Linked DNA regions of Homo sapiens: region 1 is linked to region 2. A link is a loop called in an ENCODE intact Hi-C map of the cell type or tissue named here. Cell type or tissue: heart left ventricle. All regions are shown on one strand. Links, peaks and the distances in the headings refer to the core of each region. The heading gives the core; the rest is flanking DNA.

Region 1 (12,252 bases), core at 2,228-10,227, 540 kb before region 2:
TTATTCAGTTATAAATATTTTACCATTTTTAGGATGTCTACTCCTAAATTCAATCTTTATTTAGAAATATAATATTTAGTTTTCAGTCATATGGTACTTTTTAGGTTTTGTTTCTTAATTCAAAATTTATTCCATTACGGCATTTATTGTAGCTTCTTTTTGTCTAAAACATCGTCAATGTTTTCATGGATACTTTTATGGCTATTTGAAAATAATGTATTTTCACTAGAGTTGGGGACAGCTTTCAAGTTTAACAGTTGTGTTGTTCAGCTCTTCTGATTAATTTTGACTAATGCATTTCATTTGTTTCCAAATCAGTTTTGGTTTATTGTACTTGTTATTATAATTAAGCAATGTATATATACAATAAACAAATGAAATATAACTATCAACATAGTTTTTCTATGAAATTGAAGATAAATCCTGTAGAAATACAAACAAAAGTGATTTGCTTAAAAATATATATGAAACTCAGTGATGAGATTTTAGTAAGATAATTGTAAAGGCTGGGGAAAAAAGTATAAAATCTGGAAAGATTCTGCATTTAGATTTCTTTTGCATGTCCTTAAGGACTTACTTGGCTTTACAGAATACAAAATAATACATCATAAAGAATGCATTCTGGGTGCGGTTTACGTAAGAAAAATGACTCAGAATTCCAGGCAGAGTCAAAGCGTTGCATTAAGATACTGTCTGTTTTAATTTATTACAGGTTTTAAATTCAAATAAAACATTTAATGTATTTATGTATTTTTTATGATTCTCTACTATCGGTTTTTTGATTAACCAACCAAGTAATCATTCTCGCTGTTCAGCTAAGAGGGCATCTACTGCATATGTGTGAATATCAGTCCATCTATAGAAAAGATTGATGGGATGTATTCCAAAATGCTACCATACTTCTAGCTCTATGAAAGAATTGTAAATAGTTATAATATCTTCTTGTAGCTTTTGTCTATTTGACACATTTTTATGGTAAATTTGTATTATTCTTGTGATCGGAGGGGTAATTATTTATTTATTTATTTGTTTATTTATTTTATTTTATTTTTTTTTTTTTGAGACAGAGTTTTACTCCTATCGCCTAAGCTGGAGCACAATGGTGCCATCTCAGCTCACTGCAACCTCTGGCTCCTGGGCTTAAATGATCCTCCCACCTCAGCCTCCTGGGTAGCTGGAACTACAGGTGCTCACACCACCGTACCTAGCTAATTTTTGTATTTTTTGTAGAGGCGGGGTTTCTTCAGGTTGCCCAGGCTGGTCTCAAACTCCCAAGCTCAAGTGATCCTCCCACCTTGGCCTCCCAAAGTGCTGGAATTACAGGCATGAGCCCTGCCAGAGGGGCAATTTTTAAAATAGAAGAAAAAAAGAAATACCAATAGAATTAGAAGGAAGAACTGATAGATAAAAGCAGTAACAATGCACAGCACTTAATAGATCTTTAAAGTACTTTTATTTGATAGTCACCAAAGCCTCTAGTATAGGTCAGTCCTGAAAATCATTCTCTCTCTCTCTCTCTTTAACAGATGCAAAAATAAAATCTGAAAAGTTGAGGAACCAGACCAAGGTCCTCAAGCCGTGTTTTAGTTATCTCTTACCCCATAGCAAACCACCTCAAAACTTAGTGGCTTAAAACAACAATTGATTATTACTTCTCAGGGTTCTGTGGATTGACTGGGCTCAGCTGCACCCACTTGGGTCTCTCATGAAGCTGCAGCCACTTGTTGGCTGGGGCTGGGCCACCTGAAGGCCCACTGGGCTGGCCTTCAAGATGGTGCACTCACGAGTCTAGTGTTACCAGGGCAGCCCTAGAGAAAGAGCTGAAAAAGCTCATTATTTTCATATCCAGTCTTTTTCTAGTCTCTTTATCTATAGGTGCTCCTGCTTAAAGATCTCCAGCTGGCCTAGAACACTGCAGGAACTTCGTAGTCTTTTGCCAAATACCAGAGGAAGAAAAGGCCTGCAAGAAGCCGGTGCAAATCAGAACCGACAACCCCTTATTACCTTTAGATCATTAATATATGATGATGAGGCTAGGATCCCCAACCCTAAAAGGAAATCACTGCCATTTTCTGTTTGCGTGACATATGAAGGCGCGTGTTTATGACCTGCGCCTGCGCGATGGAGTTCCTCCCTGCACGTGTTTGCCTACCTCCCTGCCCCACATCGAATGCCTTAAATTTCCCCAGCTTCCTACAGCCTGGGCAGAAGGAGCTCTCCTTCTCCTTTCCTGGCCACTGAATAAACTCTGCTTGCCTTTTTTTACAATTGGGTGTTCTTTCTTTGTAACCAATACAAAGTAGGGAAAGAACTGTTTCCTGGTGACACTGGCAGTTGATGCTGGCTGTGTCCTGGGAGCTCGGCTTGGGCCCCGGAGCAGAGTGCTTGCACGAGGTTCCCTCTTGGCATGGAGGCTCGGTTCTTAAGAGGATACTACCAAGAGTGAGCCTTCCGAGAGCCATGGGCAAAAGCTATGAGTCTTCTGAACTGTTCTCCCAACTTCCAGAGCATCCTTTCCACCACGTTCTACTGGCCAAGCAGTCACTAAGACCAGCCTGGATTCAAGGGAAGGGGACTTAAGCCCTCCTGTTGACGGGGTATGTCAACATCACAACACAGAAGAGCCTGTGGAATGAGATTTTGCTGGGGCCGTCTTTGGACAAAAGAATCTGCCCCAGTCGCATAGCTAAAGATTGCAGGGAATAGGATGACGCTGGTGTTCTTTTTACTGGAAAATGCCACCTCTTAATGAGGTTTACAGATACAAATTGTATCACAGTGTCTGAAATGATATGTATCTGGTAATAATGTCATTAAAAATGAAGAATATGTGAAGGCAGTTGCATTTTCTAATGTGGCATCAAGACTGGTATTTTGAAAGTTCTAAAGCCAGGCTGGGTGCAGTGGCTCATGCCTGTATCCCAGCACTTTGGGAAGCTGAGGTGGGTGGATCACCTGAGGTCAGGAGTTCGAGACAAGCCTGGCCAACATGGTGAAATCCCATCTCTACTAAAAATACAAAAATTAGCCAGGCAGGGTGACGCATGCCTGTAATCCCAGCTACTTGGGAGGCTGAGGCACGAAAATCACTTGAATCCGAGAGGCAGAGGATGCAGTGAGCAGAGATCGCACCACTGAACTCCAGCCTGCATGACAGAACAAGAGTCTGTCTCAAAAATAATAATAATAAATTTAAAAAAATAAAATAAAAGTTCTAAAGCCAGTTGGAGTTTACTAACTGCTTCAAATATGCCTGTTATTTCTTCTCTTCCTATGGAGGGCGCAGGGGGGAAAAAGAACAAAATACGCATGTTACTTAACAAGGGCTCAGATGGGACTATTAATTCACAGTTCAATGCTCTTCTTAGAGTGGAAGTTGATATGTTTTTGTTGCTCATTGGTTATTGGATAAAGCTATTTTCCCAGGCATAAAAAGAAGACTTAGTAACAGCTTTCTTTATTAAAATTGTGAATTGCTCAAAGCAGCTTCCTGTCCTCCAGGAAATCTAAAACAAAACACTGAGAGATTTTATAGCCTCCTTCCTTTCCCCTAGAGTCCACAAGAACTATTTTCTTCCCTTCTATCTCTTTTATTTTCCCAGACTGTAATTTCTGTGGAGAGAGCCCAGTTCATTGGAAGTTTCTGGAAGGCGGAGATGCCAGAGTGTGGCAACATCATTCCAAGGGCCATCACTGGTGCTCAAGAAGTCATGGGCCTCGGGCCACTGAGTACCTTTGACTTTAAAGAGACGTGGTTTCTGGGCACGGTGGCTCACACCTGTAATCTCAGAACTTTGGGAGGCCAAGGCAGGTGGATCACTTGAGCCCAGGGGTATGAGACCAGCCTAGGCATCATGGTAAAACCTTGTCTATACAAAAAAATTCAAACATTAGCCAGGTATGGTGGTGTGCACGTTTAGTCCCAGCTACTCAGGAGGCTGAGGCAGGAGGATCAAATGAGCCTGGGAGGTCAAGGCTGCAGTGAGCTGTGATGGCACCACTGCACTCCAGCCAGGGTGACAGAGGGAGTCCTGGTCACACACACACACACACACACACACAAAGACATGATCTATTTGATTTTGTTCCTTCTGAGTCTTAACTCAATGAAAGGCCATTTTAAGTGAGCAAAATGAGAATCTTTTTATAGATGATGCCAGTAATAAACATTACTAGTTATTTGTCATATTTGAAATGATGCTCAGTTCATTTTACTCATTACTGTTCATGGCGATTACTGAATACTAGCTTTGCTAATTACTTTTATTAATTGTCATTAGAATTAGAATTTCACTGTGGCTTAAATTCAAACCATGCTTGACAAATAGTTTGACAAATAGTTGCTTGACAAATAGTTGGAAGACTTCCTCTCCCCCAACGATGGCTTTGCCAGAGCTGCAATCATGGTGTCCTCAGCTGGCCTGCCAAGGGCAGCCTCTGTCCTTCCCCCTAACCAGCTCTGTCCTTCTGCACATCATGAATCCATGGAAAGCTCAGAGATGTGTAGGAATGAGCAGGAAGTGTCAGGAAGCAGGGTGGCCCTAACTGCTAGGAAATGGGGCTTAACAGGAGGAAGCGGTTGGCCTGAGCAGGTTTCCTTTTTAGGTGGGGGAGGGAGGGAAGGATAAGAAACTGAGATCACAGCGGGAGCTGTGGGGAGCCAGAAGGGTCCTAGAGGGAGGGCAGAGACTATTGGTGGGAAATGATGATGATACAGACTGGGCTTCCTGGGGCTCCAGGAGTGCAGCTATGCCTCCAGCACTGTCCTAGCAGTGTGGGGAGCTCAGAGTCAAGCCCAAGCTGTGGTTTGGGAGCTCCTTTCAGCAGCAGCTCTCTCTCACTAATGTCCCTGTGGTCTGCAACTGCTTTTCCTGGCTTGCTTTGATTGATTTTTTTAGCGTGTTCCTTCCCTGATGCTTGTATACCTCTTTTTGGTCTCTTTTCCCTCTTGTACCTCCTTTGTTTCTGAGCTCTCAAAAAAACTGCCATTAAAGATGACTTTCTGCTGACATTTTTCTGGATGCAGTATATACCTATAGAGCAAAAAAGATTGCAGCTCTTTTGAAAAAAGCAAGCATGTTTCTTGCTTAAATAGCCAGTGCCTGGACACATAACAATTTCTCTAGAAGTAGATTGCAAATGACTGAATTGATTAGTTCCTATAAGCCGCTTAGCCCTGTGGTGCATAATGTTACTGGGATCTTATTGCTTTAGGGGGTTGACTTTGTAATTTGTGACTTGTTCTTTGCTGCAGGCTTTGCTGCTGGAATACAAATGAGGCCATATTGACATTTATGCCCAGACTCAAAGGCCCCCACCGGCTCTTCTGAAATGGATCCAAACTTTTTCTGAATACTTTTTTGCTCAGGCATTCCTAAATAAGCCTAGAGGTGCTTGTACACGTTCACGAATCAGTCCAGCATCTGAGCTGTCTGATAGGTGCCTGTTCCCTTCACTGGTAGAATAGACCATCCCCTTTGTATCTAGACTATGATGATTCCTCAAGAGAAGGAGGATATGGAATCAGGAGTATCCCACAGAAAAGCTGCCTGGACCCCAAGTGTAACATCTTACAACTCACCCTTGGATAAGCCCCTTCCAATTCACCCCTGGACAAGCCCCTTCCAATTCACACTTGGGTGAGCCTCTTCCAATTCACCCTTGGACAAGCCCCTTCCAGTTCACCCTCGGACAGGCCCCTTCCAGTTCACCCTCGGACAGGCCCCTTCCAGTTCACCCTCAGACAGGCCCCTTCCAATTCACCCTTGGACAGGCCCCTTCCAGTTCACCCTCGGACAAGCCTCCTTTCAATTAACACTTGGATGAGCCTCTTTCAATTCACACTTGGACAAGCTCCTTCCAATTCACCCTTGGACAAGGTCATTCCAATCCACTCCTGGAGAAGCCTCCTTCCAATTCACACTTGAGTGAGCCTCTTTCAATTCACCCTTGGACAAGTCCTTTCCAGTTCACACTTGGACAAGCATCTTTCCAGTTCACACTTGGGTGAGCCTCTTCCAATTCACCCTTGGACAAGCCCATTCCAATTCACCCTTGGACACACACCCTTCCAATTCACACCTGGGTGAGCTCTTTCAATCCTTGGACAAGCCCCTTCCAATTCATTCATGGGGAGCCTCTTCCAATTCACTCTTGGATAAACCTTTTCCAATTCACCCTTGGACAGCCCTCCTCCAATTCACTCTTGAAGATATTCTTTCAGTTTACACTCGGGGAGGCCTCTTTCACCAGACACAAATGGTACCAGGGTTGCTGCATCCAAATGGTGTCCCTTATCACCACTCAGCTGACCCGGAGCCAGCCTTTAGACGGTGGTGTGAACCTTCAGTGCTCATGGTTCCAGTCTCCCCCATTTCTTGAGGTGGATTTCCTCTCAGGATTCCAGGGTCCTTCCTTTCAATTCATCACATTAGAGATACCCCAACCCCTCAGGCATAGTTTCATATTTCTGAGCCTGAGGTAAAGGGAGGCAGGGTCTTTGTCCCCTTTCTTTCTGAGGGTAATCTATCCCTCTCTATATAAAAATAATTGGAGCAACTCTGCAGCATCTGAGCCCCAAAACCGGATCGTGGAGGGAGACACAGCGTCGGACTCCACAAGGCAGTAGGCGAACACCGCACCTCGAGTCCATCTGCGTTGCTGCTTGAGGGTATGGACGATGTGCGGGATGGAGGCCCAGAGCTGTTCATCCCTGCAACCAATGTTCACGCAACCACCAGGGGGCGAAAGGACTCTAACCCCACACGTAGTGAGTGGTTCCCACGCCACGTTCCAGTAGGAGAAATGAAGTTCCCGGGGACGGAAGAAGATGGCAGTCACCTGGTGTGCCCAGCATGTTTGACCCCCCGAGCAGCTTATGTTTCAACACCTCTCTCTATATAAGATAGGATTACTTGCTATGGTGATTATAAAATGAAACAAATAATAGTGATGGCCAGAAAGGAAACATTACCAGTGAAAATTTTTCTTTTATTGAATTTCATAAATATAATTAAAAAAACAAATGAATAAAAATAAAGCAAACATCATAATACAAAAAAGGAAATAAGGCCTGGTTTTTTTCCCAAGAGTCTAAAAATCTACATCTTGGTTTCAACTTTGACGCCTTGGTAACAGTTTGGTGTAATATTTTGTGCAAATAATTGTCCAGTAACCAATAAGTAGATGTTAATCAAACTGAATCATCTACAGAAGATACGGTTTAGGCAACTACTAAATCATTTCATTTTTGTAAATTTTATTTGCTCGATTTACTTTTGTTTTAAAACAATTGACAATGACTACAGAATACACTTCATTTTCAAGATATTATTTAAATTCCACCAATAGTTGACATATGAAGTAAACCAAATAAAAATATTACACCTCCAAAGTGTCACTGTCTCACCGCTCTAAATTGTAAACAAAAGTTAAAACTTCAGCTGGGCACACAACGTGAAAGAGGGGGTCTGTTGTTGTTGCTGCTTTTGTTTTTAAACACAGGGTCTTGCTCTGTCGCTCAGGCTGAAGTGCAGTGGCATGATCTTAGCTCAGTGCAGCCTCAAACTCCTGGACTCAAGTGAGTCTTCCCCTTCAGCCTCCTGAATAACTAGGATTACAGACGCATGCCACCACACCTGGTCAATTTTTAGAAATTTTTTTGGTAGAGATTGGGGTCTCAATATATTGCTGAGGCTGGTCATGAACTCCTGGCTGGTCATGTACTCCTGGTCTCAAGCAATCCTCCTGTCTTGGCCTCCCAAAGTGCTGGAATTACAGGCATGAGCCACCAGCATTCTGGTTCTTGGTCTTTGCTTCTCCATGCTGCCACAACTGGTTGCAAATCCCCTGTTAGAGGGGTTATGCATAGACTGGAGTGGGAGATCCAAACTGCACCCCACAGCCTTATCAAACCCCATCCACATAACAGGGAGTTCTCTGAATTACCTTCCATGCAGAATACAATGTTTAGTAAAGTGAGTAGTAACAAAGGTGCTCTGCTGAAGCTTACATATATATCATTAAAACAGTGACTACAGCAGTTGTTTTTGACTGAGACCAAAAATAAATAAATAAACAAATAGAAAACAAGATTCTTTTTCACGTGGGAGTATTTTTTATTATTGACATTGTTTAGGATTGCTGGCATATGATGATAATAAAAAGCAGTTGGATTTTAGTTGTTTTTATTTTTCTTGTTCAACATACTTCAGACAATGCCAACACCCCCACTGTCATCTGCACCCGGGCAAACCCACCCACTGCCTTGAGAATCTGGCTGCCTGCTTTGTAGAAACAAATAAATAAGTCAACAACATGAGCCCTGCCTGCAGGATCTGGTTATGAAGAAGGGTTCCTTCTTAGTATCCTGCCTCAAGGAGGCCTGTTTTTTTTCCTAAATATTGGGGTCTGAAAATCTCTGAACCTTCCAGGGATAATACCACAGGCCATTGGCCCCAAAGTGGTTGCCATGGCTCCTGAAATCAACCCAGTCATTCCTGTGACAGGTCATCAGAACAGGCTTCAGGATGGCTAGCTTGTGAGCTTTCTGCAGTTGCTGAAAGGCCTCATGTGACTAAACTGAACTATTCACCCCTCTCTGTCTCCCCAGGCCAGGTATCCACAGCTACCAGAAGCCTAGCTCTCATCCACACCTCCATGGTCTTTCCAACACCCTGAAATCGTACATGAAAATCAGCCTAAATACAAGTAATCATTCATGGCATATTGAATTTTTGGGGGACTGAAATTAACTATAAACTGGATTACATTGTTCTAATTTGGGAGATAGAAATAAACACTTAAGATGGAGCTTTCGAATCAAAGTTATTATTTTTCAAAAATGGCCCTAGAGTCCTATGGTAAACAGAATAATAGCCCCCACCTGCAAAGACATCCGCATCCTAATCCCCGGAACTTGTGAATATGGTACAGTGCCGAGCTGGATTTGGGGGGAAAAGTCCAGCACCAGTAGCTGAGACCCATCAGCAATGGGCAGGGATGAGGAGGCCCCAGGAGCAGGGAGCCCAGACCCCAGAAACAGCTACATCCCTAGGGCCTTAACTGTGATTGGTGTCACCAGGGGCTCTGGGTCCTTCCGAAGTCACAGCATAGTGGGTGAGCTGGGTGGGAGGATCTCTCATCTAAGCCACCGACTCGTCACTGTGACTGACCAGCGCCCGGGCAATGGAATTTTCTCATCCGCTGGCAGTCTGCAGAGTCCCCAGTGGCAGGGACGGAGAGGAAACTTGATCTACATGAAGTGTGAGTCCACGGTCGGTTCAGAGATTCTTTTGACTTTCCAGGATAATATTTTATACTAAGGGTTGGACTTGCATCTGCTGCTCATTGCTGCTGTCACAAACTACCAAAAACCTAATGGCTTACAACAGTGGAAACTTATCTCATGCTGAAGTCAGAAGCCTGACACGGGTCTTACAGGCTAGAATCAAAGTGTCGGCAGAGCTGCGTTCCTTCCCAGGGCTCCAGGGACAATTCGTTCTTGCATCTTCTGGCATCTAGAAGGCACCTGCATTCTTTGGCTCATGGTCCCTTTCTCCATTTCAAAGTGTGTCCTCGCATTGCCCTCTCTGACTCTGACCTGCCTCTCTCTTATAAAAACCCCGTGATGGGCCTGGCGCGGTGGCTCACACCTATAATCCCAGCACTTTGGGAGGTCAAGGAGGGTGGATCACGAGGTCAGGAGATCGAGACCATCCTGGCCAATGTGGTGAAACCTCGTTTCTACTAAAATATAAAAAATTAGTTGGGTGTGGGGACGCACGCCTGTAGTCCCAGCTACTCGGGAGGCTGAGGCAGGAGAATTGCTTTAACCAGGGAAGCAGAGGGTGCAGTGAGCCAGGGTCAGGCCACTGCACTCCAGCCTGGGTGACAGAGCAAGACTCTGTCTCAAATAAATAAATAAACAAATAAATAAATAAAACCCTGTGATAACGTTGGGCTCGCTCACCTATTCCAGGGTCACCTCCTCTTCTCAAGATCCTTAGCTGAATTACATCTGCAAAATGCAAAATGTAAAGTCAGATGTTCAGAGATTAGATGTCAGGGATTAGGATGTGAACATTTGGGGGGTGGGTGTGGTTATTCTGCCTATCGCTGGACTCTCCTGCCATTTTTGAAAAATACTTTTAAAATATTAGATTTGACCTGTTCATTTCTCTGTCTTCTAAATTAGAACAATTTGTTCCAGTTTATGTTTGGCTTAAGTCCCAAAGAAATTCAATATGAAACCAATAATTGCTGGTTATTAGCCTAATTTATCATTTGGGACTTGGCTGTACTTATTCATCAAACTAAAAGATGGTGGTGAATTCATTAATAATTTTTACTTAGAGTGTGTGTAGGTCTTTAAAAATGATTTGAGGTTGTTTACAAACTTAAAATAGAATGAATACAATCAAAACCCAAAATGACTCGAAGAGACAAGCAGATTTTACCAGGTACCTCATCTACAGACTGGGAACATCACCTCAAGGCAGTTTGGTTGGTTGGTTGTTGCAGTTTCTGTTCAAAGATGAACCCACTGTGCTTCCTGGTCATGTTGTCTGACAAGCAAAAGTACACACGGGGTTGGAAAGAAAACCGATGCCCAGACCTGGAGTTCGGGGAGGCATCTGTATGCGGAGACCTGAGTTGGGGGAGGCACCTGTATGTGGAGGCCAGGGTTGGGGGAAGTATCTGTGTGCACAGGCCTGGGTTGGGGGAGGTATCTGTATGTGAGGGCACCGAGACCCAGGTTCTCTGCTAATGTGCTGTCAGCTTCTAGTCCTGAGCCTGACTATATGAGGCCAGGCCTATCGGCAGATAAGCCAACCTTGTCTTATCTCGTCTTCCTCCCCGCTGCTCCCAACTCTAACCCCCTATCTTCCTCTCAGCTCCCTTCTGAAGGCTGTCTCAGATCCCTCCTGGTAACACAGTCTCCGTCGACCCCCCTGAACCCACTCTTTTCTAATGTGACAAACCAATGTGCCACGTGATCCTGCCCGCCTCGCCAGGACTGAAGCTCCTAAACACCTCCAGCACCTGCTCCACTCTCTCTATTAGAGGATTTTGTTCTGCCAGAGCTCCTGCCTGGGGTTGCAGACGGGGTGCGAGAGATCAGCCTGCTCCTGGCTTAATGCACATTCCAGATTCCTCCCCTTTGAGCCCCATGCTGCCAGCCACCATCCAACACCCATGGGCAGCTCACACTGAAGCACAGAGTGGGAGCCTCATGCCATAGGCCCTACCCTTCTGCCTCCCTCTGCCCATGCTGCTCGGTCCCAGCGTTGGCCCCAGCCCTGTTCCTGCTCCCCGTCCTGCCAGCCCAGCTCCTCACCCTTTGCTCGACTGCAGAGATTCCTGGCCCCACATCCTCCCTGTCTTTGGACGCCCAGCAGCTCGCATCACATCTCCCACACTGATGCTGAATGGGGCTGCAGGAACTCAGCCCAGCACCACAGACCCCTGGTCTCCAACTCCATATGTGGCTCAGGCCTCTCAGCAGCTTACACACCAGTGTCCACCCCTCCCCAAGTAGCTCCCATGGTTCCAGACCTCCCCTTCTCTCCCCATGCGCCAACCCCGCGTCCCCTTCCCAGCTCTCCCTGAAGACCCCAATCCAACTTCACAGAGCAAAGCAAGATGACAGAGGATCCTCTCCTTCCATCCTAAGAGGCCTTTGCATCTGGCCAAAAAGCTCAGCCTTCTCCTCTTCACAATTAGGAGTTACCCAGGACATTGCCCATTGCCCGGAGTGGGTAGAGAGGCCTGGGGATGCTGGAATGGGCAGAGCCTGCTGACATCTTACACACAGGGGACTTTGAGAGGTCTCCAGGCCTGGAAATTACTCTGAGCAGCGAAATTCGGGGGAATTAATTAACACTAGGATCAGGAGGAACTGGACGAAGAGCCTAAGTCACCCTTTATAGGGTTTTTTTTTTAAATTTTATTATTATTTTTTTCATTTAGTTGTTCTATTCTCAACATTTCACATGCCCAGAGATTGAAAGGGGGAATTGTTCTGCAAAGTTCATTCTAGACAATGGTGATCCTCTTCACCGCCATTTCCTATTTCCCGGGGCCAGCTGCCTTCACCAACAGCTGCAGATTCTCTTGGTATCTACCTGCAAGTCTGAGATCACACCGCAGCGCTGGATGTAGCAATCCTGGTCCTTATCTAGCGATGCAGCCACAGTGCCTGAGGACATGGCTCTGTTTTACTCCTTTGACTCCACAACGCACCTGAGCTGT
Region 2 (12,252 bases), core at 2,761-10,760:
GTGTTGTTTGTGTTGGCTCTGTAAAACGATGCTTAATAGATTGGATTTTAATATATAGTTTGTTTTTTTGTTTTTTTTTTCGAGACGGAGTTTCACTATTGTTGCCCAGGCTAGAGTGCAGTGGCATGATCTCAGCTCCCTGCAACCTCTGCCTCCTGGGTTCAAGCGATTTCCCTACCTCAGCCCCCCAGGTAGCTGGGATTACAGGTGCACACCACCACGCCCAGCTAATTTTTTTTGTATTTTTATAAATATAAAAAAGATTTCACCATGTTGGCCAGGCTGGTCTCAAACTCCTGATCTCAGGTGATCCACCTGCCTTGGCCTCCCAAAGTGCTGGGATTACAAGCATGAGCCACCACACTTGGCCTGATTTAATATCTTAAGTCACCTTTGCCTGACACTTAGCAAGAAAAACTACCAAGAAATATCTAATATTTTCCTTTTGTTTGGGAATAAGAATCTACTCACAATGGACACTTGCTGGCTTGTTTTAAAACCAAGCTTGCTTCTCACTGGCCTGTTTAAGTGGAAATGAAGTCTCAGTGTGGGGTCCGATGCTTCCTATGGCTGCATGGAGGAAAGGAGTCTGGGCCTGAATCTCCCGTGTTCCTCATGCATGGGTAGAACTAAAGCCTCTTCTTCTGTAATGTGGCAGTTCCCATTCTCAGAGGATAAAGTACGTGTGAGTGATGCCACCTCAACCCTTAGCCAGGTGCAGGCGTAACAAGGGAGACCCACCTGTGCAATATAGTGAGACCCCCATCTTTACCATAAATGAAAAAAACGTTAGCCAAGCATGGTGGCTCACGCCTGTAATCCCAGCACTTTAGGAGGCCAAGATGGGAGAATCATCTGAGGTGAGGCGTTCGAGACCAGCCTGGGCAACATGGCAAGACCCTCCTCTCTACAAAAAAATTTAAAAATTAGCCAGGGGTGGTGACATGTGCCTGTGGTCCCAGCTATTCAGGAGGCAGGAGGATCACTTGAGCCCAGGAGTTCAAGGCTGTAGTGAGCTATGATCTTGCCACTGCACTCTAGCCTGTCTGTGTGGTGGTGTGTTCATACACAATAGACATCGCCAGTGTTCTGTTGGCAGGAATTGCTATCGTTGGTCCTTAAGGAAAAACACAGGAAGGATGCAGGTGCTCAGAGGACCTTCTGGGGTCTTTTTTCCTGCCAGATCAATGTTCCTGCCCTACAGACAGACCATACTTGTCCTTCCTCCACTAGCAGATAAGGGTCAAGTCCTCATCTCTTTTACAGTTCCACGTTTAACCTTCAGCTTTTAAAACGAGAGAAATAGGGTCCCCAGTGAGTTCAGCTGGAGTGTCCCAGGCAAAGGGATGCGTGCAGAATTTTCAGTTCCTAGAAGCTGAGCATCATGGCAAATCTTAGCTTAGAAACCATTCTACCATGACATTCTCAGATGAGAATTTGAGTCTTATGCTAAAAATATAAAAGTATTAATAAGACGTTACTGTCTTGGTAATTGCTTCTTCTTACATGTATCTGTCAGTCAACTGGCTACCAGAAAATAGCCTTTGATGTACCCACGGAGGGGCTCTTGGTGGGCTCCCGGGGTGGGCATGCTCAGGCCTGGGCAGTACCAGTGGTTGGCCAGTTTCTACCATCAGCAGACGCGGTTCTGCTAAGATACTGCAAACGTGATTACTGGCTGTCAGGTTCTGTTATTTGGAAAGCCAGCCTGTGTAGCAGATGGCTCTGCTGACTGGCTACCAGAAGTTTCCTTTAAATAAGGCTTATCAGCTCTAGCAACACTTGGAAATACTATTCTCCAGGAGAATGTTTGATTTATAGGTAGCTAGAAATGACCCGGGACAGAGGAGTCGTGAGACGGTGGCCAAAGCATCTCATAAACTTGGAACTAAGGGAGCGAAGCCAGCTGCTGAGGGTGATGAATGGGGGTTAGCTAGGGCTGGCACCTTTCCTGAACTCTCCTCTGCAGTCTTCCTCTCTCGCGCAGCATTAGTCCCTGCAGCACGGAGGCATTACCCGGCTGCTGTTTGGTTTTGAGGTAGCAGTGAAATCAACTACATGCTTTAAAAAAAAAAAAATGGTGATATGCTCCATGGCATGAAAAAATTCAAGAAATGGCAGTCTAGTGTTTAAAAAGCCACAGGAAAATAAAGCATAATGCCACCTGAACATATATAGTATTGTGATTTTTTTTTCCTCTTCAAAAAAGGCTGGTCTGGCTTTGTAGAAGGGGATTTAGATTTTGGAGTGACATGTCGGGAGCATGTGTCTTCTTTGCATCGGGAGAGCCCATCTCTCTAAGGCAGTGGGGAAAGGCAATTCTCTGTGACCAGGTTTTTCAGCACCCACAGTTGCACTTGACATGGCATCATTATGACTGGTGTGGAAAATAAGTGCTTCCTTCTGAGGTGGAAATGCTGAAAGATCACAAACACACTGGCTATGGCTGGAAGAGGTTCCCTGGAAGAGTCAGTGTCATCTAAGGTGGATGGAATGGATTCTTCTACTCCGCAGCCCGCATCTCATATGGCAAAGTGCAAAACCTGGGATGGATTCTCAACAAAGGTACAGTAATTGGGAGACACAAACAGTCCAGTGTTTTAGCCCTGAAGGAATACTACCTTATTTTTTACTTTGGGCTCTATGAATGCTTCAGATAACAAGCCAGATAGATTTACATACCTTAATTATGGACAAGCTACTTTCATATTAAAGTTCATCTCAGTATGTGAACATTGCCCTGGTCTCAAACAGTGAGAATTGACCTCCCCCTCCCACACCTGGCTAAGTTAGGAGCCCAGGGTTCTGGTCCCACCCTTGACAGTAGCAGAGATCTCTATCTTTCCACGTTGCTGTTTGTTTCTCAGCTTACAGACCTGGGTGACCTTTAAGTCTGTACAGCTGCAGTGATAAAATTTTAGACTTTTGCCATATTTTAGTGGTGTTCATCATTAAAGAGGCGGGATGGCCCTGTAGCTGTCTCTGGGATTATCGCGAAGCTTTTCTCTCCCTCGCTGTCTTTCTGTGGTAAAATCACGTAGCCTTAGCATTTTTCGGGAGTTGGGTCAATTCTTTGAGGACAGAACCCCTGCGTTGTCACTGTGTAGCATTGCAGTAGGTACTCAATATATATTCGATGAATAAATGAACCAATAGAAAACCGAGTAAGTCTGTGAAAGTTTGCTAAAAATGCTACCTGGAAATGTCAAGGTAACATTTACATTTGATTTGTGTGGAGTTCAGTAATATTCACATGTTTACTTTGGTCTTTGTTATCAACAAAGCAGAATGCTGATGCTTACTAAGACAAAAAAAAAATGAGCACAGGCAGTGTGACCCCCAAACCCCAGATTTCACCCTTACTGAGGAGCTGTGTAGCCCTGGGGAGGTGCCCTCTGTCTCCGAGCCTCTGCATCTCCCTAACCAGATGGGCGCTAGGCTGTCATTCTGAACCATTCTGACAGATGAATCCCGCCTGGCTGCTACTCTAGAAGTTGGGGGTTCTTGGTTCTTATCAAAGAGGGCTTCTTTAGCCTGGCGTGGTGGCTCACGCCTGTAATCCCAGCACTCTGGGAGGCTGAGGTGGGCAGATCATGAGGTCAGGAGTTCGAGACCAGCATGACCAACATGGTGAAACCCCATCTCTACTAAAAATACAAAAATTAGCCGGGACTGGTGGCGCGCACCTGTAATCCCAGCTACTCAGGAGGCTGAGACAGGAGAATCACTTGAACCCAGGAGGTGGAGGTTGCAGGAGCCGAGATCGTGCCATTGAGCTCCCGACTGGGCAAGAGCGAGTGAGCCTCTGTCTCAAAAAAAAAAAAAAAAAAAAAAAAAGTCTTCTTTATTGAAACTCAAAAGGTAAAATGATTCTGTCTTGGAGACCCCTCCTTACAATGAGGATGTAATCAGAGGTACCACATCCAGAGCCCTTAGAGTTTGAGTAGCAGGTAGGCTGAGGTATGACCCTGTGATGGTGAAAATCATGTTAAGGTCGAGGCCACAGAGGGTGCTCAGGTGTATTTTAAAGTATCCTTTCAAGATAAATAAAGTGAATCACCTAGCAGTCACTCTGACTTATTTCATTAAATCTGAATATTAAATTTAATGCTGTCATAAAATCTAGATTTCCTAGGCTATAACTTCTATAACTTCCTTCAAAAGAGAGCTTGCCCAATTCAGTTTTATGCCACTTCCAGTGTCGTGAACACAATAGGTACCCCCACAATAAGATTAAAGTAGGGAAAGCTGGCACCTGACAATCCCTGCCTGCAAATAGCAAATCCCAAAGTAATGCTTCCACCTGGCCTGGCCGCCAGCACCTTGCCCAGAAACAGCCTGTAGCAAGCTGTGGCATTTCTAGGCCTGGAGAAGGTCGTGTAAGCATGTGGTGTGATTAGGGGACATTGTATTTTTCCTTCTGAAACTTTTCATCAAGGAAACTCTGAAACAATACATCTGTGTTTAAGACAGCTTGAGGAACTGATAAGTTGATCATCTATGTCTAAATATTGTGGCCTCCGATAACATCCTAGACCAGTATCTATCAGCCCACCAGGTAGGAAATCGAGGATTTGATGGAAGAGAAGTTCAGTTTTCATTATTAATGGTGAATATTTAGCATGTACACAGAATGCCTGGCACATAGGATTTTAACCAATTTAATCTTCACAGGAATGCTCAAAGTTTAGGAGCTTTTATTGGCACCCCTGTTTTACAGGTGGAAAAGCAAGTGGTTTGTCAGTGAATAAGCCTGGCTTGCGGGCAGGCACGTCTGTCTGCTTGCTCTTAACCGCAGTATTCTCCTGTCTGTTGTCATGGGGAGCAAGTGCTTACCTGTAAGGAATCCTTCCCCACACATTGGTAAAATAACCCTACAAGATTATTTTAGAAGTTTTGCACAGAGGCAGTATCGTAGCCATGGAGGTTTATCTGGGGTGAGGTTATTGATAATTGAAAATGAAAACAATAAAGACAGAATTATGTTAGGAGACAGACTGTGGCCCTTCATTGGGATGGCATTGGTGTACACAGCACCCTCACAGTCACATCTCTTTGTTCTTGTCTTCCTGGAAGCCCACTTGTTCCTAGGTGAGGTTGGCGGTAACAGGTACCAAAGACTGTTTTTTAAACAAGTCACATGAGTTGCATCTTCGAGGCTGCATGGTTAGGAAAGATGCCTCATTTAAACGCGCAGCAGGTGAGACATGCCCCTCGTTTTGTTCTTGCAGGCCAAGCCCCAGAGTGGGCGTGGTTTTAGGGTGCAGGCTGGTGCTGGGCTGGGCCCCTCGGAGGCTCCGGTCCGCGCTGCGTCGATCCATCCCGGCGCTTGGGCCTGCACGCCGCCGCGCTCGCCGCCGCCGCCGCCGCCGCGCTCCCGGGACTCGGCCAGCCCGGCTGGGCGCGCGGCCCGCGGTCCCTTGCACGTCGGCCCCCGTCGCCCGCCCCGCCCCGGCGCGCGTTTCCATTTTAAACCGCCGCCCGCCGCCCGCCACCCGCCACCCTTCGGCCGCAGCCGGTGCAGCTGTCCGCGCGTCCCGGAGCCCAGGGAGTGGCGGAGGCTGCGGAACCGCCGAGCTGTGCAGCCGGAGCGGGAGGATGCGCACGGGCCCCGCGTCGTAGACAATGAAGCCGCGGGCGCCGCCGCCTGCCCTGGGCCCTGCGCACCGCGGCCGCACCTGCCGGCGAGAGCGCTCTAGCGCCTGACCGGCCGCCTCGCTTGGCCCCGCCGGCCCATGGCTCGGCGCCCCGGGCCCGGACCCCGGCACTCGGGCGGCGCGGCGCACGGGCCGGCGGGTGCCAGGGGCGCCGTCCCCGCAGCCTGAGTGCGGCCCTCGCGGTCAGCGGGGGGCGTGGGCCACACTCCCGGCCCGCCTGCCCTCCCCGCTTGGCCCGGCGCCCTCCCGGCCCGCGGGCTCGCTGGATGCGGCGGGGCCCCAGCGCGCGGGCGACATGTACTTGTTGGACGGCAGTGGCGAGCCCGCGTCGCCACCCGCGGACGCGATGCCGCGCGGGACGCCCCCCAGAAAGACTGTCTACCGCATCTCCGTGACCATGGTCAGGAAGGAGCAGCTGGCCGCGCCGGGCTCCGGCGGCCCGGACCCACGCCCGGTTCGGCGGCCCCGGCCCGCGCGCTCCCCGGACGCGCCCGGGAGGCTTGAGGAGGAGGCCGAGGAGGCGGAGGGCGCCGAGGAACCGGAGGGTCCCCGGCCGCGCGCTTGGGATTTCCGCACCTTCCGCACCCGCAGCACCGGGCAGCTGGAACTGGGGCGGCTCCGGCCGTGCGCACGCGGCCTGGAACCCGCGGACCTGGCCGGCAGCGCCCCGGCCGAGGAGGAGGGACGCGGCTCGCCCGCGTCCGGCAGCCCCGACGTGGAGGGGGCCCGGGCCGCGCCCCTGCGGCGGAGCCTGAGCTTCAGGCACTGGAGCGGGCCTGAGGCGCCGCAAGGCCGGACACTGGGCGGCGGAAGGCGCCACAGCAGCTCCGGGAGCCTGGCCTGGGCGCCGTGCGACGAGGCCGCGGCCGGGACCACCCTGGAGCCCGCGACCGCCACGCAGCCCGCCTCGGAGAAGCGCAACACCCTGGACGTGGGCGAGGTGCTCAGCAAGAACGACGCGCTCTCGGACCTGGAGCGTTGGGAACGCAGTAAGAGCAAGAACCGCACGCTGGACAACAGCGACCTGCAGCGGCTGGAGCGCGCGCGGGCGGCGGCCGGGGCCGGCGCGGCCTCGGAGCACCGGCTGCTGCGCTTCTTCAGCGGCATCTTCGCGCGCAGGGACGGGGGCCCGGGCGGCGGGCCCTCGCCACGGAGCGGAGCCTCGCGGCCACGCGGCTACTTCAGCCTGCGGCGGGCCCCGGCCGAAGCGCACTCGTCCAGCGCCGAGAGCATCGACGGCTCCCCGCGCAGAGGTGGGCAGCGTGGCCGGGGGTCCCGGGACGGGAAGGGGCGTGGTGGGGACTTGCCGGTTCCGCAGCGGCTATGGGACCCGCCCTCCCGGGTCGGGAGCCTGCACGTGGCCTCGAGGGATGCGAACTCGGGTACTGCGGTTTTCCCCAGCAGGGCGCAGCGGTCCTGGGTTTTCTGGCTGCCCCTGCGCCTGGCTGTGCGTGCTGGTGCCCCTCGGAGTCCACCACCTTCATCAAGGAGAGCTTGACCCGGGAGAGGTCGCCTTGCCAGCCGGCGCCGACCTCCTTCGCGTGCTCGCTGGGTCTTCTGCGGGAGCGGGCCCTGAGCTGGCTGCCCGCGACACCTGTGGGGCCGCCCCAGGGAGCCGAGGCTCGCCGGTCGCCGCCGCACAGGTGCGGCTGCCTGGATGGGAGAAGCCGGCATTCATCCTGGCGCCCCTCCCTGCCTCGAGTCGTCTCCCTGTTAGTGCTACCATCTGTCAGTGTTGTGATGTGGACTCAGCTGACTCCGTGGCCCTCGGTATTGAGCTGGCTGTAAGGACACCTCACTACAGTGGTGGGGCCTGGGGTGGGACGGAGGCCCCTCTCTCCACAGCTTTCCTGCCAGGTGGCATCTTAATGAGGAGAGCGAGTCTGGGACTGGATTCTGTTTCCTCATAATGTAGGCTAGCAAAAGGGCAGGAAAACCGCAGCCCTGCAGCCTGTTCTGAAACCTCAGGTCTGTGTTCCCTTAAGTCCTCAGACAGGGACTTTGCATGGAGGGATCTCCAGCCAGATATGTTATTCTCTGCAGGAATCAGTTAACCTTTTGGTAGCATTTCGGGGTCAGAGCCTCCAGAAACCTCAAAACACAGACTCCATCAACTGCGCATCACCCTGAGGGGGATTCTGGGGGTGGAAGTGGTGCTAGATTGCTACACCTTATTCTCCTGGGAGGGGGTTGTATGCCTGAAGATATTGTGGCCACAGACAAGAGGCCATGCATTTTTACCACCAAAAAAAAAAATATTATTCATCCTCTTATCTGAATTCTTTAACTTGGCTGGTACAGATAAAGGTAGTTGGAGAGTGGGCTTTTGATTTGCAGTTCAGACTGCTGTGTAACCCACCTCTGGAGAGGGTATTCATCCCAAGTGGACTTAACAGGTCAGCTGACTGCCCCTAGGGTTTATGTTAAAACCAACTCATGCAAATAAATGACTGTCCTTATGGAAATATTTTTAAGGTAAAGTGAAGATAAAATGGTCATGTTCTAATATGCTCCTAATGATCCTCAGAATGTGCTAGAGGATGGTTGAAACCAAGCAGTGGCATGTGCGGTAATGTTAAAATCTGACCTGTTTCACTAGTGAGGCTACACTGTTGCCACACTTATGTTTAGCTTGTCATGGCACATCTAGTTTTAACCTCCCTTGGAGCACTTACTTTAGAAGGCACTGTATTTAACTCCAACCATTATCCCATCCCTTCATGTATTCTCTTAAAATATGAGAACATGATGCGTGTTATTTTGTTAAAAGAATTGGTTTGCACGAAGTTGCTCCTGTCATCATTGGCTTTCAGAGGAAGTTAAGACCTGAAGGTCTCAGTTCTCTAATAGCAGGCTTGCATCTTTGCTCTGTGGACTTGGAAGAAAACAGTAATTAGCTGCCTCGGTTCCAGACAAGTTTGTATCAGAGAGAGAAAGAAAAACGCACAGACATGATTTAGAGAGAATGCATTTCATTGTGGTCCCTCTTGATACAAGTTAAAAGCATTTGGAGTTTGGATAGTTCCTCTCTGGTCAAATGGATTGATAGTAGATTTGGAGTAGTAAGGGTGTGAAGTGTGTTGGAATGTTTATAGTAATGCTCAGTTTGTTCCTTGTGGTCAGTCCTTCTCTGGGCGGAATTACTTTGGTCTGAGACATGATATTACCAGCATTGTGGGTTGTATAGAAAAACGGAAATTTAATGAACTACATTATAGCCATATGGTCAGAACTCTAGGGCCTCACTTTTTTCTGAAGTTCTAAGTAATCACATGCTCAAAAAAGCTACATCTTTCACCTGGATAAATTCTTTGCCTTTGGCTAAAATGTCTGACATGTCAATATTCTTAGGATTTTGGTGATGCCAGTGTCTGTTACAGGTAAAAGGTGTAGCCCCCATAGGTGTCACAACTTCTCATTTTATTACATTTTTCCAGTCTTTACATATTTGCTTCCTGTGACATAAATTATTCAGAATTTAGGTGCTGTTTAAGATTTTGAATTTAGGTGAGAATCTCTAAGGTAACAGTCAGATACAGTAGAGCCCAAGCTCAGTTTCCCTGTAAATGTCCATAGGATGCAAGTCCCCAAACCACTGGGGACAGGTGGGTTTGTAGGACTCGGAAATTTTGGATCTGAGGAAGGTAAAATGGTGTGTGTTATATAGAACGCTGCTTGTGAGATCGGGTGGCGCCCTTTAGTAACACACTAGTATTTTGCAGCAAAGCCTGAAATATCCATACTCAGTGAAATAAATAGTGATTAAAAATAGCCTCGTGCCAGTTAGAGTCTGGTTTTGCCACCAAAGTAATTTGCCAGCCATTTATGAAAAGAAGTTCCATTCTCAGACCTTTTTGGATTTCAGATTGACAGCTAAACTATCGTAGACCTGCAACGTGATAAGCATCATGAGAAGCACCACTGGCTTTCTGTACATTTTGGCCATAATGTTTTAAAATTTGGAGTCCTTGAAAATATAAAGGAAATTAGAAGTGACCTCAGCTGGTACAGGTTTTTCTTCCGTTAGAATCTTTTCATATTCTTTAAAAGAGCTAGTAAATTTTTGAATTGGCTACAGAAATCTAAAGACTAAGTAATTATTGCATTAGTCTATTTGGCTTAGAGTTAATTGCTTAGGCAAGGTATTTCCATTAGCACAGGGAAGCAAGATGGCTGGAGTCTTATTTTAAAGCACACACAGGCTCCTACATACGTGTACCTTTGGTTTGCCTGTATTCTGAACTGAAGGCATTAAGGATGAAAGGATTGGAGCACCTACCTTTTGTAGGATGATTCTCTTGTACTGTCTGGTCCTTGTTGGAACTTGTCTATTTAGGCTCTTCCTAGTTCTTCCCTCTAATGCAGAACAGTTGCCTCGGTGAGTTCAGGGCTGCTCCCTCTGTGTAAGGCTTGCAACTGATAGCAGCAAGCCAGCAGACATTCCAGAAAGACCCTGTGTCAGATCAAGGGCAGTTTCGTGTTAACTGATACACATGTGTTAGGGCAGAGTCCGTTGACTCAAGTATAATTTAATACAAGGAAAGATCAAATAATAAATGATAAATGACATTGTAGGGGGTCCCCTTGCAGCGCATGCTCTCTGCATCCCAGTGGATGCCGTCTGGGCCGGCCCTGGAACCAGCTGTGCTGTGAGTGAAGCCCACACTGGCTATGCCCATCCAGAACATTCGGTGTCTTTAGAGTGTTCTCTTGCTGTCTGGGAGGATTGATTACAGTAATAAAGTGATTCATTGATACCTCTTACTGAGGTTAGCTTTTAAAATTAGTAATTTACAACTGATTTTTGACAGCACATTTTATGAGTGGCTTTGTTCTTTAATTTCTGATTCCCTTGATTTGTATCAGTCAATTACTGTAGGGTGATAGACTTTTTTTTTTTTTTTTTGATGGAGTCTCACTCTGTTGCCAGGCTGGAGTGCAGTGAGCGATCTCAGCTCACTGCAACCTCCCCCTCCCAGGTTCAAGCAATTCTCCTCCCTCAGCCTCCCCAGTAGCTGGGACTAGAGGCGCATGCCACCGCACCCAGCTAATTTTTGTGTTTTTAGTAGAGAGAGGGTTTCACCATGTTGGCCAGGATGGTCTCCATCTCTTGACCTCTTGATCCACCCCCCTCGGTCTGGGATTACAGGCATGAGCCACCACACCTGTGGTTTTTTTATTTTATTATTTTATTATTTTTATTTTTTAAACCATTTATATTTTTATTTTTTAAACCATTTAAAACAAACAGCCTTCAGTGGAGAACGTGAGGACACAGCAATTAAATGAAATAAAATTACTGAAACAATTTGATAAAGTTTGATTTTTAAATTTGATTTGTTACTGAAAAGGACACTTTTTGTTGGTTGGTTGGTTGGTTGGTTGGTTTTTTTTTTTTTTTTTGAGACAGAGTCTCGCTCTGTCGCCCAGGCTGGAGTGCAGTGGCGCGATCTCAGCTCACTGCAACCTCTGCCTCCCGGGTTCATGCCATGCTCCTGCCTCAGCCTCTCCGAATAGCTGGGACTACAGGTGCCCGCCACCACGCCCGGCTAATTTATTTGTATTTTTAGTAGAGACGGGGTTTCACTGTGGTCTCAATCTCCTGACCTCGTGATACACCCGCCTCAGCCTCCCAAGGTGCTGGGATTACAAGCCTGAGCGACCGCGCCTGGCCTGAAAAGGACACTAGTAAGGAAACTATGTAATTCAGTGTTTCTCATTTGAAACATTTTGAACTGATTAGTCTTTTGTTATTAGAATTGATTATCTACAGTGTTTTGTTGTTACAATTGAACATTCCTAGAGTTTGCTTGCTTTTTGTAAATTACTCCAGATAGCAATTTAGGAAACTCCTCATTATTTTTGTTTAGGGCTAAAATGATTCTCCTGGAGACAGAGCAGTTGTACTTGGGGTACAAGGAAGAGCTGTGCTGAACGTCAGCCAGGGAACCTTCTAAGTCACCGCTGTGGGCTGTGTCCTGCTGTTTATTTCCTTAGGTTGGAGCCCAAGTTTCAGCATAGGTCACCTGTTAACATCTTTCTCTTTGATAAGTCATCAAAGAGACTTGGGCTGGAATATCCTGCCACCAGGGGGAATGTTCAAAAGTACATCTGCTCCAGAGGTCCTCCAGTGTTGACAGGCACATTGTAGCAAATTATTGGGTTATACAGTTAACAAATACCTTTTGTTTGGAGCTGTAAGACCCAATTATAAAGCACTAGTAGTTTTTGTCTTTTTAATGCATTAACAAACATATATTGCATGTTTATGGTGTGTTCTGCATTCACTAGGCAGTGGAAGCTGGAGCTAACTAGAGCACAGTTCCTGTCTTCAGAGGTCAGTAGCATACTGGAGGAGATGGAAAAGATTGAATGAATCACAGCCTCATGGGGTACTTGAGGGATGATATGACTATTTCTCTGCATAGCATATCTCCATTAGAGCACTAGTCCACTGTGTAACAATAACCTTGCATACATGCCTGCCACTTCTAACTAGTGAGTCCTTCCTGGGCATGAAGCACGTATCATTCCTCTGTGTACTGCAGAGTTGTAGACACTGTGCTTGACACATAGATTTTAGTAAATGTTTATG

The links. A loop is a pair of places that touch in the nucleus more often than their neighbours do. Peaks named below come from ENCODE experiments on the same cell type or tissue, not always from the same donor. Only the 100,000 strongest peaks of a DNase experiment are listed, where the experiment ranks them.
Region 1: a loop joins it to region 2, with 5 times the contacts of the local background. A loop is called at or near these places in 18 of 110 quality-filtered maps.

What each region holds. Positions count from the first base shown.
Region 1 is chr2:235,129,416-235,141,667 of GRCh38, forward strand. No RefSeq gene overlaps it. Among named protein-coding and RNA genes, the nearest start is that of SH3BP4, 180 kb to the left of the region's middle. RefSeq lists a silencer at 7,689-7,903. In heart left ventricle, for the core only: CTCF peaks have their summits at 6,739 (motif pointing right) and 6,939; a DNase peak (open chromatin) is centred at 6,736.
Region 2 is chr2:235,664,148-235,676,399 of GRCh38, forward strand. All of the region lies in intron 1 of AGAP1 (ArfGAP with GTPase domain, ankyrin repeat and PH domain 1), which reads left to right. Among named protein-coding and RNA genes, the nearest start is that of TNRC17, 150 kb to the left of the region's middle. In heart left ventricle, for the core only: a CTCF peak has its summit at 6,682; DNase peaks (open chromatin) are centred at 5,414 and 6,644; H3K4me3 peaks cover 3,692 bases; H3K27ac peaks cover 704 bases.